2 separate regions of the Mus musculus genome follow, and region 2 is linked to region 1. Evidence: chromatin loops called from intact Hi-C (ENCODE). Cell type or tissue: left cerebral cortex. All regions are shown on one strand. Each heading gives the region's core, and the rest is flanking DNA. Links, peaks and the distances in the headings are about the cores only.

Region 1 (10,297 bases), core at 2,579-7,578:
ATCCACTCATCCTCCATTCCATGCATCATTCATTCATCCTTTATCCTCCATCATCCATCCACCCATTGTTAACCTATTCATGATTTTTCATTCACCATGTATACCTACCTACAACTATCCAGGAATCCATCCCCCACCCACCCATCCACCCACCCACCCATGCATTCATTATTCATCTGTTCGTCATCCATTTATCTAGGCTTTCAGTTAGAGTCGACTGTGAGTGGTACCCAAGACTCTAAGTAGAGGGATAGGGATGAGGAAACCACCCATGACAGTGTGATATAGTCCTCACTGACATGAGACTTAGAAAAACAGGGAAGCTCTAAACATGTCACTCTATTAGAGAGGGTGGCTATCAAGAAGGACATCCTGGAAGAAGATTGTTTTCTCTCCCAGGATGGCTCTACCTGTGCAGTGCCCAGCCCAGTTTCTCCTCATCCCCATGGATGGCCCTCCTGCAAACCTCTGCCAAGTTTCAGTAGTCACCAATTGTTCAGTTACCCTAAACTACATCACAGAGAAATACCAAGGGCAGTATTGGCTCTTGAGGGTAATAACAGCATCGTGCCGTCCTATTCTGGCCAGGCCTATAACATAGCCTCTTAGTTGACCTGACACTCAGTCTCATGGACTTTACCCTGGCCTTGGAGATGCCTCTCTTTCTTTCATCCCTCCTCAACCTACAGATTCCCAATATTTGACCTGGTGTGCTGGAATGGCCACCCTACAGTGATAATTATACTGTGATATGGCCATTCCATGTACGAAAGAGCTCCCAGGAGAAAGCTGGCCTGCAGGTCAAAAGCATGCTATTGGTAGTTTTTGCCTGGAGTGGTTCCTGGTATAGGGGCCATGGCTTCTCTCCTACTATGATGGCAATTGACCCAGAAGATGAGCCCCACCTCTTAGGTCCACATACAATGACTGTCTTAGATTCTCTTTTGAGAATAGAAGACAGCACTGGTGGAAAAGGTCCTGGTGGCCTGAGTTGAGCTCAAACCCTCCTTGGACATTGGGACCTCCCCCTCTGGAGTTGTCTACTACTGTTATCACCTACCCCTGGGCTGGGGCCTCCCTGCAGCCTCTGTTTCTTCCTCCAGAAGCCCTTCCCAGGCCCACATCCCACTCTGAGTGGTCAGTGCCTCCGCTACTCCCAGGACTGGGATGACAGTCAGCTATATGTTCCCTGTGTCATTACCCTCTGCCTCCTAGGATCTGGTCTTCTTGTGTTCTCTGCTCCAGCAGAGTCTCAGGCCAGAAGTGAGTCTGGAGTCTTACTGAACTGAACAACACCCACAAGGTGTCACCCTGGCTTTCAGCACTCAGACCTCTCTGCTCCTTTATACAGGACACTGGGTAAAGCTATGATCATTTAGGGAGGACCTTGGAAAGAGTGTTGACAGATTTCCCTCTAGAAAATTCTCCACAAAGAAAATCCCTGCTAAATATAACTTGTGATTACCACAGAACTCTTAAAAACTATAAAATAGATGAAGCATAAATGCAATCCTTGTGTTAGCCCCGCCCCACGAGATTAAAACTATTAATATCCAAGATGAATATTCTCTCCAGACTTTTTAAGATGCAAATATATACATGTTTTATAAATGTTGAATCCCAAAGGAATTATGTATTAAACATTTTCTTATGCTCTGGCATGTTTTCGCAGCCGCTATTTTTAATGGCTGTATAATATACCCAGATCTAAAGAAGGTATCGTTTGTTTAACCAAGGTCTTGGTTTTGGATGTCTGAGTCACTTTCAATTCCCACTAAGGTAAAAAAGATGTGGAATGTTCAGAGCTGTAGCACCGTCCCTGTGTGTGCATCACCCTGTGCCTTGGAGTCTGCTTAGGCTACGTGCCTGGGCATGGTCATTCTCTCCTGCGTGCTTGGGTTTGGGGTCTGGGACTCTGATGTGTCTGAACATGTGGCAGGTTTGTTGAGACTGCTGTTGATGTTACTGGGGAACCGAGAGACTGAAGGGCCATTTAGATAAGAAGATAACTCTTCCTAGGGTGGCTGTCTCCTGGCAGAAGGAAGGCTTGCTTGGTAGGGTGGAAAGCAGTTATGGTTCTGTAAACCCGGCTTGTGGACAGCGGCCTCTGACCCCGAGCACCTTCACTAGCAACTGTTCTCAATGCTGTGATATGTGACAAAGCAACCAAAGGAAGGGTCTGGCGTTGGCTTGTAGTTTGAGGGTGCACAGTCCCTCATGGTGGAAAAGCCGTGGCAGGTGCACGAGGCAGCCAGTCACATTGCATCCACAGTCAGGAAACAGAGAGAGAAAGAGAGGGAGAGTGGGGAGAGTGGGGAGAGTGGGGAGAGTGGGGAGAGTGGAAGAGTGGGAGAGTGGGGAGAGTGGGGAGAGTGAGGAGAGTGAGGAGAGTGGGGAGAGTGGGGAGAGTGGAAGAGTGGGAGAGTGGGGAGAGTGAGGAGAGTGAGGAGAGTGGGGAGAGTGGGAGAGTGGGAGAGTGGGGAGAGAGGGAGAGTGGGGAGAGTGAGGAGAGTGAGGAGAGTGGGGAGAGTGGGAGAGAGGTAGAGAGGGGAGAGTGGGAAGAGAGGGAGAGAGAGGGAGAGAGGGAGAGTGGAGAGAGGGAGAGTGGAGAGAGAGAGGAGAGTGGAGAGAGAGGGAGAGAGGAAGAATGGGGATAGTGGGGATAGTGAGGAGAGTGGGGAGAGAGGTAGAGAGGGAGAGAGGGAGAGAGGGGAGAGTAGGAGAGAGGGAGAGTGGAGAGAGAGGGAGAGAGGGAGAGAGAGGGAGAGAGGGAGAGGGAGAGAGAGAGGGAGAGAGGGGAGAGTAGAGAGAGAGAGAGAGAGAGAGAGGGAGAGAGAGAGAGAGAGAGAGGAGGGGGGAATGCTGGTGCTCAGCTCACTTTCCCCATTTTTCTCTGCCCCATGCTTCAGTTCATAGAACGGTGTTACCTACCCATGGGTAAGATGGGTCTTCCCTTTAGTTAAATCATTCTGGAAATTGCCTCACAGACATGCATGGAATTGTGGCTTCTGGTGATTCTAGATCCTGTTGAGGTGAAAATGGATGTTAGCCATCATACCTTGGCTCTGTATAAGCAAGCCTGTTGCCATCAGCTCTGAGCTTGCTGCAGCACATGGCATGATAGAGGTGACCCTCATCCTCTATCATGTTAGCCTGGGCTCATACACAGCCCCAGAACAGGGATCAGGAAGGTGGAAACACACAGGCTCAGAACTTGTATAGCATCCTTTCTGTATGTTTCATTGGTAAAGCAACTCACAGAGAAGAAAATCCTGGGTTCAGAGCAAGGGTTTGTGTACAGACAGAGAATCATTGCAAATGGATTTAACACCAGGAAGGAACTAACTGAAGCCATCACTTCCATCATGGCTGAGGTATGAAGGAGAGGTCCATAGAGGTATATAGAAAAATCTAGGGGCTGGAGAGATGGCTCAGCGGTTAAAAGCACTGACTGCTCTTCCAAAGGTCCTGAGTTCAAATCCCAGCAACCACATAGTGGCTCACAACCATCCATAATGAGATCTGACACCCTCTTCTGGTATGTCTGAAGACAGCTACAGTGTACTTATGTATAATAATAAATAAATATTTGGGCAGGAGTGAGCAGGGACTGAGCAAGTAGGGTTGACCGGAGTGAGCAGAGGTCCTAAATTTAATTCCCAGCAACTACATGAAGGCTCACAACCATCTGTACAGCTACAGAGTACTCATATACATAAAATAAATAAATATTTTTAAAAAGAATCTATTTCCAGGCTTCTGAGACTGTCTTGGGGTCCAGGGATAGTACAGTGGGGTCCAAATGGCAAAGAAAGGAGCTGGGATGGTTTCAATCCTGGGGTGGTTTTTCTACTAACCAGGGTTTCTTTATGGGAACCATCTGGCCATAGACATTGAAGGTGTCAGGGCCAACTCTGAGAATTGCTGGGGAGTAGAGGTGCCTGGGTGGCCTTTGAGACTTACATTAGTGATCCCATCATCACCATTGTGTTGAGTCCGGACCAGGGATGGCTGGGCCTTGCCTGACTCGTTGGAGTTTCTCTCACTGTTCTCTCAGCCTCTTTGAGGGTGAGGGGGGGGGGGTGTGACTCTCTGCAGCCCTTGTTTGAATGCAGGGGCTGATCTCTCCCAGGAGAGTGCTCCCATCTCAGACACTCTCCACACACTTTGTCTTTGGACTTACTGTGAAGGACATGCTGCAACTGAGAATTGTAAACCCTTCCCCAGTGAGAGGTTGTCTGCACCACCCCTGGTGCCTGACTGAGGTAGAAGGGTAGGGTAGAGGTGGGCAGCATAGAAGCTAGGCTCAGACATGGCATGCTGTACCAGTACAGGTAACTGTAGCCCAGCAGCCCTGAGGTATGCATGTAAAGATGACTAGGAGAGTTACTAGCCAGTGTCCTCTGACAGCTCTCCTTTAAGCATGGCATGGACCCAGGTTCCTTCTGTATTGTGGCTCTACTTACTCCCTACCCCTGACTAGGTCTGGGCATCCAGTCAGTGCCTGCATCAGGCAGAGGAGGTCAGAACACAGGAAAGATAGCTCATGGGAGGTCCTGCTTCTTAGCCCAGCCTGGGTCACCTGTGTACCCCAGTGCAAGGGAGGATCAGAAAGATCTTATGCACCTGGGGATGGATTTGCCATGGCCACCTGGCCATTGTGGCACTGTGCATATCATGTTCAGCAGGCCCATGTGTGAAGTTGGCTGCTCCATGGGCTGACTGTAGAACACTGGGAAATGTCTTCCTCAATGCCCAAAATTCTCATCTGCACATGGTGACAGCAACAGTCCCCCTCTCTACAAGGTCCTATCACCTCTGATGCACAAGGCCTGGCTACACCCAGACCCCATTACCCAGGACGAGCTTAGACAAAGTGTCCTGGGCTCTTGTCTTGTTGATGAAGGCCAATGGGCATTGGAGGACCTGGAGAATTTCAAGAAGTTCTCCCTTGTCCAACCAGAGGCAGGTGTCACGGGACACAGGAGACAGGAACTCAAGCATGACCTTGGAAGGTGGCTTTGGTCCTGTGTACACCCGTCCCCACACCCTTTCCTGCCTCTGCCAAGCCACTGCCTTGTAGCTTAGAACCTGCTCACCAGCTAAGCTCACAGCAGTGCACCCCAGGGAGTGTGTCGGAATTCAGAACTCGCCACCTGCCAGGCCTGTGTGGTATGTGCGATGCCACATGAAGCTTAAGTAGTTCACAGGCTTGGCACTGAGCCACCTGCCGCCTCTGCGCCCACCATCCCGAGGAGAGCAGGGGGCTACCTGTACTTTGAAATGTTTCACCAGCAGATGGCTGCCATCGCTTCTGTTTGGCTTTGTTTCCCTCTGTGTAGGAGTCTTCTCTGGCCTGGTGCCTGGTTCTCTCTTACACAGGCAGGCTCCGCTGCTCAGAACCTTCCTCACCCATGCTGCGTTTGATTTAAAATTCTACTTGGGTCCCCATCAGGACTGCTGGCTGGAGCCTGTGGAAAGCAGTAGGCTTGTGAGATCAAAGGGGACAGTTTAACCCTATTCCACCTGCCCATTCATGACTTCTCCATCTCTTCTGGAGTCAGAAGTCCAGGCTTTCAGAGTGAAATTTTGAGTTCAAATCCTTATTCTGCTTCTTATAAGCTGTGTGGCCTTAGGAAAACTGCTAGTTGTCTCTGATCCCTTGTCTATGGAATGAGGATGGCTGTATGGCCTTGGATTGGGAGTCCAATTAATGGATGTAGAATGGATAGGCCAGTGCCCAGCTTCGATGCTTCTGACACCATTCTTTATCAGTCTCTGAGGAACTCCTGTTTCTTACAGTGATGGGGCAGAGGGACCAGGTTTCTAATTCTTGTGGATCCCTCTGTGGGGTGGCATGTACCTCCAAAGTGACAGGCCCAACACTGCTCTCCACTATGTGGAGACTGAGCCACAGTCTTGCCTCCCAAGGGATCCAGAACCTCTACTCTACAACCCTTTCCTGTCACCATGTTCCCATCACCTCTGTAGAGACAGCTGCTCTGATTTGCCCTTCCTGTCCTCTGTCTCCTATAAACTGGGGGAATCACAGTGTTTCCTGTACCCAGGCTCCAGAGGGTCACTTGGAGAGGAAGGCAGCAGAGGACAGCTTGACCTCTGGCTGCCCTTCTGATCTCTTACTACTTTTTGGTGAAGTCGAGGGCAGGATGGGACTGACCTGCTGTATCTCAGCATGTTTGCTGTTGTTGTAACAAAATACCCAAAACTATAAGTTACAAAGCACAGAGATTTATTTAGCTTAGAGTTCTGGAAACTGAAGGGCCACAGTATAGCTCCAACACATGTTCCTCCAATGAGGGCCACTGCATTGTCCCAGCCTTCCATGTCAAGACAGAACAGATGTGTGAATAGATCTCTTCTTTTTCCTTATAAAGCTGCCAGTGCCACCTTGGGGGCCTCCATCATTATCCCAACACATGCATTTTAGAGGACACATGACAACATGGCAGATAGCTCTAGCCAAGCCCATGCTACCTTCTGCTACTTGCCCTACATTGTGTGCATGGTACACCACAGACCTACTCAAGATGGCTCTCTGTGTCAAGCTGGTGTAACCAATCTTCCACTATCCTCTATCCCTGCTCTGCCCCATCTCCTTCCTCCTTACCTGAGGACTGAAACCCCCTCCATTCCCTTAGGAAGATCTAGTAGCCTGAACCTTTTCCTTCCCACATGCCTTGTTTGGCTGTAGAGGGAGCACTTGCTGTGAAATAGGAAATCCTGCCTTAGTCTGGTAACCCCCTCTCTGTCTGCCTTTGTCAGTCACGGCTCCAGCGATGATTCCCTGTAGGGAAGGGGCCTGGGAACCCAGCTAGCCTGTTTGGACTGAAGTTTGTGCTCATCCCGTGGCTCAGAGGTCAGCACAGAGCTGGAGAAGTAAATCAAGTCTGGTGCCCCCGTATGTTCACCCACGTGCAAAGCAGAGTGTCCTGTGGACTGACTCTGGGCCCCATGGAAGGAAGTCTTTGTCCATTTTGCTCAGAATTCCCACCTGCACTGGGGCACGAGTACAGCTGCTTCTCTGCAGAGGCCCATATGTCACAGCTGGGATTGGGTCACATTTCCTATGTGGTATGCTCAGACTCCCATCTCTCCTACATCTCAGCCTGTCCAGCCCCTAAAACTTCCACCAGGGCACCTGCCCTAGTCATGGTGAGGTCCCCATACTCCCACCTTGCCCCTAAGCCCAACTTCTAAAGAACAGAACCCTTCCTCTTGCCCCGCTTGGAACTGGCTCCTGGCTTCCATCTCACTCAGAAGTCCATGTGACCCTTGGACATAGCCACTAGGGCCTCAACCTCCTGCCCCTGGCTAGCCATCCAAAGCCAGGCCCTCTCTTGCTCTCACCAGCCCACCACCCTCCTCCTCCACTCCCCATCTATGCTCCAGCTCAGTTCTGTCCTGAGCCCTCTAACCTGTCTAACATGTCAGCTTCCAGCAGAATGGCCTTCCCAGAGCTGCCTGCAGGCTCCACCTGAAGCATCTCTCTCCCGAGGTACTCTCCTGAGGTATTCCCGCCCTGTTGTTTTCTCTCCGCTGAGTTCCTCACACTCTCCTGGGATTACATACAATCCTTAAGATTTTTGTATTATTTTGACATTATATTAATGTCATTTTCCTTTCAAATGTCATTGTTGGCATTGTTTCCTTGTATGTGGCTCATCTGCCTGGCATGTTAAGTAGCAGGTTTGAGTGAACACCACCCTTCACAGTGACAGTCCTGTACCCCCCACATCCCACCCCCAGATCTCATCGCCCCCATCCCCACCCCCTGTGCTTTGAGAGCTACCAGTATAGATTGTGGGCTAGTACCACTGTTTCCCAGTCCCTCCCCGCACACCCCGCCCCCGTCCCTGCACACCTCCTGCTGATGGAAAATTGAGCAATGGAGTCCTTCCTTCATCTTCAACCTGAGATGCTAACCTGGTCTATTCCGTTTGGATGACCCAGCCTTCATGCTTGATCCACACCTGGCTTGGGGCAACTTTCAGGAAGCCTGGGTGTCCCTTGACTTCCTCTGGGCATGGTGCTTTCTGTGGCTCTTCGTGTCTCAGGGCCTCGAGAACAGTGGGGTGCTTCTGAGTGTACGGCAGCCAGCAGGCCTAGAAAAGTAGGACACCCTCCACCCGCAGTGTATAGTATTGGCCAGTGTCAACACTGTGAATTCCCCTACCATGGCCAGCTTCAAGCTGATAAGGCATGTTCCCAGATACGGACTGGATTAGAGTCGTTGCCTTAACCCTCTTTCCACAGCTGTGGAAGCACAGTGGCTCCCTGCTGTTCAGGGCTCTGGAGTCTGTGGGCAGTGGTTTGGGAGGGCATGGCTGGCCCGACATAGCAAATGGAACATTTCCAGCTTTTCCCAGAGCTTTGGTCTCCTGGCTTGTCACCCTCCCTAGCCCTTATATCTTCGTTGGCCATGTGAGTGTGGTGGTGGATATTGAGATGCTGGCCTGGAAAATGGTAACACTGGTTCTGGGTGCCTGGTTCTGGAATGTTCTGTTAGTGAATCTCTGGCTCCCCATACCCTATAGAAAGCTCCAAGAAGTGGGGTATCTCTGGGCAGAAAGGCTTATGGGGAAGTTCTCCATCTCACTTATTCGGGCCTGGGAGCCCATTGTCCCCAGATGTGTTCTCTGTTGACTTCATGTCTTTGCCTGCCCTTCCTAGATGCTTATCCTGATCTCAGAGCTATGGAACCTGGGTATACACAGTTCTCTGTGCTGAGGGAGGAAGGGGTCATAAGGAAAGATCTGGTGGCTTGCTTAAAGTCTCCAACTGTGATGATCACACCGCTCCTGGTGACAGGAGTGGCTGTCTGTGCTGGCATGCAACCCTCAGCATGAATACCTGCGACTGTCATACAAAAACTCCATACTGGCCTGGCTTTCCCTAAAAGAGTCTCAACAGAGGTCAGCAGTGCCTGGGACATTGACGTGTCATGTGCAGGCACCGGGACAGGTGATCTTGTTTCAAGATCCTGTAAGCCCTCCAGAGTTATCTGCCTCCCACTTACCCGTGTGTGTGTGTGGGGGGGGGGGCATCCCTCTGATATGAGCTGTAATCTGGGTTTGAGGGAATCAAGGCCATGAGGTCTCTGTAGAAGCTTCTGGAAATCTGGCATGGGTGCTGTCCTGGGTGGACTAATTGGGCCCAATTAGGGGAACTAGGGAACCCAGATGTTCTGGTTCAGGTGTGGCTTCTCCATTCCAGGACTGCATGGACCTCCCTGGGCTTGCTTCATCCCTGCAGATGCCAGCATTACTTTCAGCCAACTTGGCAGCTAGCAGGCATTCAGGCTTGTCGTGTTCCCCAAATCCCTGACCCCAGATCACTGTAAAATGATAGCAGCTTCTAGAATCCCAGGGGGCTGGCCTGGATGGCCTTGGACAGTGTCCCAAGTAACTTCTCTCTTGAGATGAGAATCACTGGATCCAGGTCCGAAAGAATCCTGCTTACAAAAAAGTCACTCTCTCTTTCTGCTCTTCTTGGGCCTTTCTTTTGTGGCCTAGGGATTGCCACCCTGAGAAACTGGTTTGGAAGTGGTGTGACTTTCCCTTGTCTTCTGAAACTATTTCTGCTGTCCTAAGTAAATGGCTTAAGATGTGTGTCACCCTCTCAGGTCAGAAGCTCAATCATGTCTAGTCCCTCCCAGTTTGGTAGAGAGCTCACAGGCAACAGCAAGGCTTTCCAGCTGCACCTGGGTGTTAAGATGCCCGGGCCACACCCCTTCCTCCACAGCTAGTGGAGGGGCCCAGCTCAACCTATAGGCATGTTTGCTTTGGCCAGCAGAGGACTTTACGGAGCCTTCAGCATAGAGGCACATGAAGCTCTCATGGGTTCAGCCTGAGGTTCCAGTTCCATGGGTGACACTGAAAGGATCGGTGGTGGGTTAGTGACCTCATAAGGACATCCTTCTTGGGATGGGTTGTGGACACTTGGGGGTTTTAGAGATATTAGAACACATGCCCCCACTTGCTCCCATTGTTTTTCGGTTATAGGTAGGAAACTGAAACCCTTAAATCATGGTTCCAGTACTCTGGAGGAGCAGAGGGGTCCTTCCCCTGGGACACAGGAGAAATGGGCTGTGCTGTGGTTTCCAGATAGGACAGATGATCTCATTGCCCACCTGCCCCCCTTGATTGTGGTATTTGGCTGCTGTTCCATGCCGGGTATATAGAAAACTACTTCTTTCAGGCCATGAAATCCTTGAGGGGCCCCTGGGGTAAGGACCTGCTATTCTCTCCCACACCCAGGGTACAGACTCTGGAATCTG
Region 2 (10,297 bases), core at 2,321-7,320, 86 kb before region 1:
ACACTTGACATTTTATTTTGAGGCTGAAGCTTTCTGAGTCTGTTGCCAGATGGCTGGAGCAACAGCTGACATTCACCAGACGGCTGCTCAGGGATTGGGAAATACAAACATCCACACATTTGGATGCTACCACATGGGCGGGTGGGCTGGCTATGACTGATTGAGTTGGTCAAAGCTTTGCTGAGAGTGGGCCCTGGGTCACCATCAGGTGTCTGTGGAAGGGGACAGGGTAGAAGGAATTATGATTGGTGGGCCAGGCCATGTGCTATTTAGCTTACCGGGGTCACGCAAGAGCCTAGTGAGGCATGCTGGTTGTGTGTGTGTGTGTGTGTGTGTGTGTGTGTGTGGAGAGAGAGAGAGAAAGAGAGAGAGAGAGAGAGAGAGAGAGATCTTGTTGTTCCATACAATGGAAGGATATGAAAACTGAGTGAAGGCCAATGTGAGGACATTTTCATGCCCTGGAAAGTCTAGCACGTGTTTTATCGGCAGATGGATCTGAAGCCAGGGCCAGGAGGGACTGTTGGATTCTCAACAATGGGGCTTTAGGGTCAGTGATCTAGTCTAATGTATGACTCACTGTTGTGGCCCTACTCACTATTTGTTGGGAAAGATAAAAATGTTAGGCCCACCAGTTTGCTCTGACTCCACTTGAAGCCTAGGACTTTAAAGTTGTGAGCCATACAGAGCCATCAGAAGGGCTAAAGTAGAACCAGCAGCCTAGCCCTTAGAAATCCAACACTGTTCTCAGGGGTGGGGACAGACAGACAAGGACACCTAGGCCTGAGAGTGGGATGATGAAGGCACAGAGGAACTGGCCTAATACCCCACTCATCTTGGTATCAGTCTTCAACTCTGTTCCTCCCTCCCTCCCTCCCTCCCTCCTTCCCTCCCTTCTTCTCTCCTTCCCTAGCCCTAACCCCAACTCCAAGCCTAGCCCTGCCCTTCTCCAGGGCAGCATGCCCCATTCCCTCCTATGATTATTCTCCTTCTCTGGTCCCATCGAGATGCTGTCTGTGATGTGAATGCCCTTCTCTGACCCCATCTTAGCTTCTTGAGATGGCTACCTCTCATTTCCATCAGTGTTCTTCAGGGACCACTGGTAAATGTTGCCGATTGACTTACAGAAAGGATTCTGGAGTCCCAAGCACAGGGACAGGGACCCCTGGAGGGATAGTGACCTGCCATTCCCTTTGGTCCATGTTCTCCACCCTGACTGCACACCTTCCTCTAAGCCCAGTCTCTGCTGATTTTTTAAGTGGGGAAACCTGGTGCCCTGGGTTCCAGTGAGCAGGGCCTGTAGAGACTTTCATAGGGTGTGCTGAGAGGAAGAGCTAAAGTGTGGGCTCTGGGCAGAGCAGGCCAGGATCATGGGGGGCACAGACCAGACAAGGCCATCAGCACTGCCAGCCAGCAGCCTCCCTCCCCCAAAGGCCACAGATGACATTGTTCCTGACTTCTGCTGGGACCTTAAGGACTACCTCCATTTACTCTCCTCTCTTGAGCTAGTTTGCTGGTGTTATAACATGGAAGGCCTTTATAAACTGTGTGACTGTGTAGACATCACGTAGTGGTGAATGGGCTATCCGTCATGCATTCATAGCTGCTTACCTCACAAATGGCTTTAGGTGGTTGGAGGTGTGTGTGTGTGTGTGTGTGTGTGTGTGTGTGTGTGTGTATTTTAAAGAGTTGTAAGGGAGTTGGTACAAAGTGCACATCACTGCAGAAAGAGAACCAAGGGCCACCAGGTGTGGCAGTGCACACCGACAATCCCAGCACTCAAGAGGCTGAGGGAAGAGGATTGTCACACATATGAGGCTAGCCTGGGTTACAGTGAAAGACTGTGTTAGTTACTTATCTCATACGTAAGGCAGGAAGGGTTTGCTCTGGCTCACCATCTGAGGGTGTGGTCCACCAGGGTTAGGAGGTGTGGCAAAGAGTGGTTGTAGCACTGTCAGGAGCTTGAGGGGTCACTGTCCATCAGTCAGGGGAGAGAGTGATGACCACTGGCGCTCAGCTGCTCTTCTTCCATTCCCTCTGTCCAGGACCCCAACTTGTGGGATGGTGTTGCCCCCTTTCACTTAACCCAATCTAGACACTACCCCACAGATGAGCCCAATTGTCTTGTAGGCGATTCTAAATCTAGTCTAGTCGACAATGAATATTAGGCTCATGGGGATGCCGTCTCAGGAGAACAATAATAATAAAAAACCATAAAAACCTCAAACCAAACAACTAAAGCACATAGACTGTGAAGAACAGCAAAGGTGCAGCAGCCCAGGGTGGGCGGCAGCCCAGGGTGTGTGGCAGCTGACCTGGTGCAGCAGTCCATAGCCCCCTAGGTCAAGCAGGGAGGTGGCTGAGTCATGGTTTCCTTTAGAGCCCTGTGTGGAGTGAAGCAAACCGCTGGGCTTTAGTGGGAAATGGCTCGTGTTCAGGGTTAAATCTAGGGCTTCAACTCATGTTCCTTGGGAGGATCCCTGCTTGTCTGGCTGTGAGGAGGCAGGTACTGGGGTTCTGAGGCAATCAGAGAGGCTCTTTGGGAGAGTGTGGTCCAGTTCAGGAGAGACAGAGCTATTTAAGATGACACCGTGCCATGGGTGGACCTTCACACTGCTCACCAGCTCCTGGTGTCAAGTGTGTGTTGGCCACTCCCAGTCTTTCTGACTCAGAAGGAGGAGCAGAAGCCTTACCTCCCAGGATCACTGGGGTCTGGGGGCTCCAAGATCAAGGCTAGGTGGTCTGCCATTCTGGCAGCAACTGTTAGGACTATACCTTTGTCGTAGGTATATACTGCATGATCCACGGTGGGAGGCAGGGAACATTACTGAGGATTCCATGGGGACCACTTGGGCTACCTGGTCTCTGTTACCAATGCCACCATGCTTGTATGTAAAGTTGTTGCAGGTTCTGGAAGCCCAGAGCACAAGTGACAGGCTGGGATTCAAACCCAGGCAGTCTGGCTCTAAAGCCTGTTCCTTTTCCACTAAGCCAGGCTGCCTCGGTGTAGTCCCCCGTGTTGGTGCCAGGCTCTGTTCTTCTCCTAACCCGTGTCTCTCAGTGCTGGCTGGCCAGGTGGATGCAGGGTGCCTAGTGGGGCTGTGTTAGAAGTGCTGAACCTTGAGGGCAGATGTACACGTCACCAAAGCTCCCTTCTCAGCGGGTTCTCTGGTGGCTCAGAAGAGGCTAGCAGGTGGAGGAGGAGGGACTGTCCACTGCTCTCCACCCCCACCAGCCCAGCTGTCACAAGGGATTGTTGCTCTGAGTCACTGTGCTTGCAGCTCTTGTCAAGAAGGACTAGATTCCCCTCCTGACACTCAGTCTCCTGTGTGCTTTAATTACAGTAGAAAGGAGAGAAGAGTTGGTCCTTGGGGCCTGGGCTGTCCTTGGGGTCCATTTGGTATGGCTGGCTGGACAGTATGCCTAGGTCATCAGAGCAGGTGACCATCTGGCTCAGATATCTGGTTCTGTTTGATTTAGAGGCGACGCAAAGCAAGGGGAATAAGACCAAAGTAACGGAGGCAAAGCTATCATGTGAAGACACGCACCAGCAGCACCTTGTCATCCAGCAAAGGAATGCTTACTGCTTTCTTAGGCCTTACCAGGTCCCCCTTGGGCGGCTGTGCAGTGGCTGAGCCCTCAGAGGCTGGCATCCTCCTGCAGGTTTGATGCTGGCCCTGCTGAGATGCTGGCTTTGGAGGGGCTGATGTCGAGAACTAGGAACAGGGAGAGCAATGCTCCTGTTCCTCAGAGTCCTGTGGGCAGAGCAAAGGGCTGGATTCTTGCCCAGCTGTAAGTGTAAATTGGTGTGCACCTCCCCTTGGTCCTCTCAGCCATTCTGGGGTGCACACAGGTGTTGAATCCATTTAAGATGAACAGATACAGGAGGAAGAGGAATGGAGGTGGGGGAGGAGTCATGTTTGGCTTCCCCCTTCGTCACTGGCCCTTTAGATGTGGGTGGGTTTCATACCTGCTGGCTGAACTGTATACCCCCACCTCCATGTGCCTCAGTGTCCCCATATGTAAAACGAGCTTCTCGCACTGAGATTTAAATAGGACGATTGGGAAGAGAAAGCTTGGTGCCCTACATACAATAGGCTGAGGAAATGAATGGATGGACAGATGGGTGGACAGATGGATAGATGAATGGATGGATGGATGGATGGATAGATTGATTTATGGACAGGTGTATGGATAGTATTTAGGTGGGTATATGGATGGAAGGATCGACAGACAGATAGATGGATGGGTGGAATGATGGACAGATGGATGAATGGATGGAATGATGGAAAGATGGATGATGGACAGATGATAGATGGACTGGTTTATATACAGAGGGTTGGGTAATATTTAGGTAGATATATGGATGGACAGATGGATGGATGGACAGGTTGATAGATAAATGGGTTGATTTATGGACAAAGGGATGGATAATATTTAGGTGGATATATGGATGGAAGGATGGATGGATAGATGGATGGGTGGATGGATAGATAAATGAAAACTGACAGTAAGGAGTGGCTGAGAAAAGCAGTTGGCTTTCTCTCTCTGAACAAAGATGCTGCCTGCAGGTCCTTGGGGCTTTGGCAGGGTACCCTGAGTTGGCATGGGGCTGCTTCTCTGAAGATGTCTTCCAAGTGTTCAGTGTGGATACAAGTGGGCTTTCCTGATAGCTGTAAGTTCATCATTCCTGGGCTCTTGCATGCAGCACTGAAAGGCCGTAGGTGGGGCTCGTTTGGGTACACTCCTTGGTTACATCAAGCTCTTCAGTCTCCTTCAGAATGAATGCTGGGGCTTCCCTGCAGCTGTCCTTGCTCAGACATGGACTCCCCACACCACTACTCTTCAGGCACCTGCAGTGCTGGATGCTGCTGAGTGGGATCCCTGGAGGAGTGGCAGCGAATGGGGACCCTTGCACCCCTGGGGGAGGGTGGAGATGAGCAGCCTTTGAGAGGAGGTGGTTTTGATATGCAAGTGCATTTCTTGGGACAGAGAAGCAGGAAGGGCAATTTCAGCTGGCAAAGTCAAGGTGGCAGTGGCTCAGAGGCACACGAGGCGGGGATGTATTGTGGGAGCTTGTAGAACAGTTTATCTCCTCAAGTCAAACGTGGTGAGCTGAGAGGTTCAGCACAACAGGACAGGTTAGCAGGGTGTGAGCCAGGAAGTGTGGTCCTGGGGTGGGGGTCTAGCAGGGTGTCAGGCTCTGATCCACAGTGTTGATTCAAGGTGGCTGTATTCCTTCCTGCTCCCATGGGACACCTCAGCTTTTCCCTCTGAATGTGATACTTCAGTAATGTAATCGTGAGCCCAGAGCCCAGACCTACCTGCCTGTGGCTGTCACTTCTCTTCCTCTCCCTTATGCCTGATCTGGACATGTCCTAGGCGCACACATGTGGCTCTGCCCATGGCCAGTCTTTCTAATGGACACCCATCACTGGAGCAGAACAACAGGAAGTTATTCTCTACCGATCTGGTGGAGTCACCATCAGACACCTAAGTGACACTGACGCTCAGTAGGGGCCTGCAGCCTGTATTGAGGGGGCACATACAGTGTCCTGAGTGTGCTGAGAGGACAGCCATGCCAGTGGGTCTCCCAGGGACTGAGTGCAGGTTGACAGGGAGGGGCTGCAAATGTGGCTCCCTCCACCTCTGCTTCGTGCCTCAAAGTTGTCTCCAGACCTGGAGCCATTCATGCCCTGCCTGTCCTTCTGGTCATCATGACAATCTCTTTAGGGAGAGGGGCTTCTGGTTTTTGTGGGATACAAGGACTGGCCCCATGGTGGACAATTCTGTCTCCTTCATTGTCCTCGACAGAAGTCATTGCTGTCAGATGGGGCGCTGGCTTCCTGAGCAGTGGTGGGAACTCTCTGGAGCCAGGATCTGGGTCTCTGGAACCAAAATCAGAGACCATGGGTTAATCTGGCCCCTCTGCTCAGGTTCTGCCTGATATGGATGCTGGGACTGCAGGGTAGCAGAGCAACCCTGTGTGGACATAGAACATTGAGGGGGCATCCAGGCCCTCACTGTTGAACCCTCATCTAGTGTGTTCTCTTTCTACTAAACTATATCCACCCACCTTCATTTCCTCCAGCAGGTGCTCTGAGCCCCTTGGTACCAGGCAGTACAGGGGCCTCCTGAGGTCTAGGACCTATGATGGAGTCATAGGAGTCATGGAGTCAGCCTAGCTGATGTCCTTGTTGCCTTTGCATGACCCTCCAAAGCTGGGACAGCAGAGGGGCTGGAGGGGCTGGACGTGGACCCTGGCCAATGGCCAGCCTAGCTTCTGTGGGCCCAGTGTTGGGCAGGAAGCGCTATCCACTGGAGGTCGAAGGGCAGGGTAGCTGGTGTGGGTGGGTCTGGCATGAGGCCAGAACACCCTTGCTTGCTTGTGAAGGGCCTATTGATGGGGTTCTGCATCATCGGGACACTGTGGCCCCACAGTGGTCCCTAAAGAAGCATGAGATCAAAGTGTGGGCTGTCCAGTTCCCATGAGATTTGGGGGGCAGCTCCTTCCCCACCTCAGCTCCAGGGCATGTGACCTCCCCGCTGTGGATCTATGTCCCCCCTGCCCCCATCTGTCATTGTCTTCCCATGGCCTCTTGATCGCAGGTCTGTCCCTCAGGCTGCTCTCTTGTGTAGACAGTCACTGGATAAAGCCTATTCGGTAGAGAATATTCTCACTCTATCTCCACACTCTATTTCCAAGCAACATGGCACTCTGGAGCATGGGGGTGGCTATGTGGGGGACAGTCCTTACTCAGCTATAGGACTGACATCCTGGCCAGAGCCCACTTGGCCTCTTCCCTTCACAGTTGCTTCTCCTGAGCAACCCTTCCCCCAAGCTTGCTTCCTTGTCCTGGAACTATCCAGTGTCTTTCCAGGCCTGTGCCTTAGCGGCTCCAGTTTGTAAAATCTCTTCTCACCTTTGCTGGCCTTCAATCTGTCTGTTGCTCCAAGGTCTGCTCTCCCACGCCTTCAAACTTTCTTTCTTGAATCCTTTCAAGAGGGCTCTGGCTAGTAGAGTCCCCACTGTGGCTTTTTCGAAGTTGTTGACACTCAGTAGCTCCTCTTGTTCCCTTCAAGATTGGGAACTCTGTTCTGTGTCTCAGCCAGCTTTCTTCCCTAATGAAGAGGGTGTGAGATGCCTTTTGCCAGATGTCACTGCATCCCCTTAGCCACTCTGGGAGGCGGCACCGTCATCATTCTGATCTTACAGAGGAGGTCATAGGCTCTGAGAACTAAAGCCACTCACCCAAAGTTCTGCTGTATCTGTAGCTCAGATCTGTGCAGGTCCCTGGGACAGGTGCTCCTTGGTTGTCACATGAAGCAGTCACAACTAGCAGCTGCAGGTGCTTGGCTCACCCTGGCTTTGGCTTATTAGCTGGCTGAGGTTCTGAACCTGAGAGGCCCTAGACAGACTATCCTTGGTGGTGGTAGGTGGTCAGTAAGGAGTGTTCCCCCCAGACCCAGGTAGACAGGGTCACTGCATACAGGAAGGAAGGCCAGAAGAGGCTGCTGCTCCTTGTGTGGAAATCCAGGGTCTTCTCCCTGTCTAAGCTTGGGGCACAGGTTCAGCTTCTCCTCCACAGGGATTCCAGGAGGACCTGGCATGCTGAGCTCCTTTGCAGGTGGTCTGGGGCTCAGAAGGCGAGCAATCAGGCTGCCTACCCAGGCGATGAAGGAATTATCCCACCTGGGGAGACCCACGAAGGCTAGAGGTGTGGTGTTGGGAGGGGCTTCCCAGTGTAGGGGAATGCCAGGGTCAGGAAGTGGGTGTGGGTGGGATGGTGAGCAGGGGGAGAGGGGAGGGGATACAGGGTTTTCAGAGGGGAAACCAGGAAAGGGGACAACATTTGAAATGTAAATAAAGTAAATATCTAATAAAAAAAAAAAGAATGTGGAAAAACAAAAACAAACAAGCAAACAAACAAAAACCTTCCTATGCACAAAGGACCACACATCCTACCCAGCCATTCCACAGCTCCTAGAATTATGGCCTTCCCAGAGGCCTAGGTGATGCTGGGTTCTCTTTTGTAAAGACTTCCAGGTCGGAGCTCCTGCTGTCTCCATTTCATGGAAGACTGAAGGTATGAGTGCTGTCTGGCTGCTGTAACAAGCAGCCCCAGACCCAATAACTTGGAACACGTGTGTTAGTGTACAAAGCAAGGCTGTGACTTCTGCAGCTTTGGGAGACAGCGCAGTCACTTGCCTTTCCAGCATCTGTGGGCCACCTTCACATCACTATAGCCTCTGGCTTTGGAGGCCATGTGTCCTCTCTCCTCTATACTCATGTTCCTTTCCCTCTGATGATGGCATTTCAGCCTATGTGGATGGTTTGGGGTCATCTACCCAGCTGAGACCTTTAACATGAGCAGGACTTCATAGCTACTTTGCAGGTGAAGTGACTACACAGTGTCACTGGCTTAGGATATCTGTCTCTGTGGTCCAGGATGCCCTCTGAGATCATTTCAAGACTGGAGACTGCATTTTCCCAGAGGCAGGGTATGTGACTGAGCTGTGCACACCACACACCCTCTGACCCAGGGAGTAGCAGAACCATCTTCTGCTCATGGGAACATCATGGCAGGCACAGCCAGGCCTCACCCCAGCTCTCTCATTCCTCCCACTTGGCCTAAAATCTAGAAATGACATCAGAATTTAGCAGTAAAGTCATAATTGGAAGCACAGATGATTGCTATCATGGGTAACCCTCTTTGCCTCTGAACTTTGTAGGGGTTTCTTTTGCCCCAGGGAACAGATACACAGAGGGAGAGAATGCTCTAGAGGCTTCCCAGAAGTCTAGAGCAAACTACGGAGCCCCCAGGTATCTCCCCCCATGTTTATTTCACTTGGTACTGGGAGATGACCATGATGACTTGTCTCTGTCTCTAGGGCCCAGACTCCTGGGAGGAGACAGTCTGAAGTAGGGTGAGGTTGGGGTCAAGTCCCAGAGGACAAGGAGACCCACAGGTTGGTTCCAGGCAGGGAGCATAATGGACACAAACCCAGGCATCTGTGCAGGGGAATACCTGTGTAAGCTGTGGGGAGCAGGGTGGGAAAATGACATGGAAAGGGGACCAGAGCCTGTGCTGGGGGAGTCTCAGTTTCATTTTCTTTGAACTTAAGACAGATCCAGGAAGGTGACCTAGCTTGTCCTGTCCCTGACCATGACTAGAGATGGCTCTTTAGGTAGGGTTCAATGAGGCCTGGATTCCAGTGACCTGGGTCTGGGACAGCTCAGGCACAGGTGGAGGTGTCTGCAGATGGCAGGCCCTTGGTGCTAGTTTGAATGCACAGTGTGTATCTTTGCACAGGTAGAGACTTATATATGACTCTCAGGGAAGGTGGTGCTCCCTGGAGACGCTGGCTGAGGGGACAGCTGAACCCAGATGCAGCAGAGAAGAAAAGAAGTGAGGGTTAGCCCAAGCGTTGAGCAGAGGGGCCTCCGTAGTCCTCACAGTAGCTCTTCTTCATGATAGCCCACCCACGGCCTCCGGGGACCTTGTTAAAATGCTGGCTTGGATGGGGTGGGTCAGGATGAAGCCAGAGACCGTTTCTAACGAGGTCCCAGGCGACCAAGGAAGCTGGTCTATAGTGTGGGGGAGGCCATGGTGCAAGGCTCACACACCATGTGACAACCTGGAGCAGTGAGGGAGATGAGCAGCGTGGGAATGGGTGTGGCTGGTGCTCTACCGGGCTGTTCTGAGGGTGCGCGTGGGTATAGCCTCTTAAGGCAGGAGTAATCCATGCTCTGGAAGGAAGAGATTCCTGTGTCTATTGAGCTCCTCCTGTGGGCCAGGCAGTGCCCATGCCCTTACCTCAGGCTGGCACCCTTTCCTTGCTTCTTTGTGCCAGAAGATGAGGGAAGCTGTTACCATGACTTGAGTCTTTTAGCCAGGCCAGGAGGACTCTGGACACCTAACTGCTGGTCAGGGACACTGCTGCATATAGAAGCCCTGAGAATTCCGTCTGCATCTTCACCATGTCTGAAGACTGCCTGCTGCCTGGGAAGCAGCGCCACAGAGACACCCATGGAGCCCACTGACCAGCGAGTTTTTCTGGAGTTAGCTTGTGGTGGGGCAGGCAGCTCCTATGCCCACCCTACCGCTGCCAGGCTCTGGGGGCTGGAAGAGTCAGCCTTTGGAGATCCCTGGAGCCACACTTGAGTGTTGGTGTGCCAAGAACAAATACAAGTCCCACGAACCCATCTAGAGCACTGTAAAATGCACCACACCAGTCTCAACTAGACAGAGGCTGATGAAGAAGAAATGTACCAACTTGTACAACCATAGTCCCCACC

What was found. A loop is a pair of places that touch in the nucleus more often than their neighbours do. Peaks named below come from ENCODE experiments on the same cell type or tissue, not always from the same donor. Only the 100,000 strongest peaks of a DNase experiment are listed, where the experiment ranks them.
Region 2: it touches region 1 in a loop (2.6-fold over the local background); 1 of 42 quality-filtered maps calls a loop at or near these places.

Annotation. Positions count from the first base shown.
Region 1 is chr5:36,208,441-36,218,737 of GRCm38, reverse strand. All of the region lies in intron 2 of Sorcs2 (sortilin-related VPS10 domain containing receptor 2), which reads left to right. Among named protein-coding and RNA genes, the nearest start is that of Psapl1, 9.6 kb to the right of the region's middle. In left cerebral cortex, for the core only: CTCF peaks have their summits at 5,296 (motif pointing right) and 6,694; a DNase peak (open chromatin) is centred at 5,279.
Region 2 is chr5:36,294,275-36,304,571 of GRCm38, reverse strand. The region is part of intron 1 of Sorcs2 (sortilin-related VPS10 domain containing receptor 2); the gene reads left to right. It overlaps Mir7689 (microRNA 7689), which reads right to left and starts at 3,002; the gene lies at 2,944-3,002. In left cerebral cortex, for the core only: no CTCF peak of the experiment used is centred there; DNase peaks (open chromatin) are centred at 3,221 and 4,720.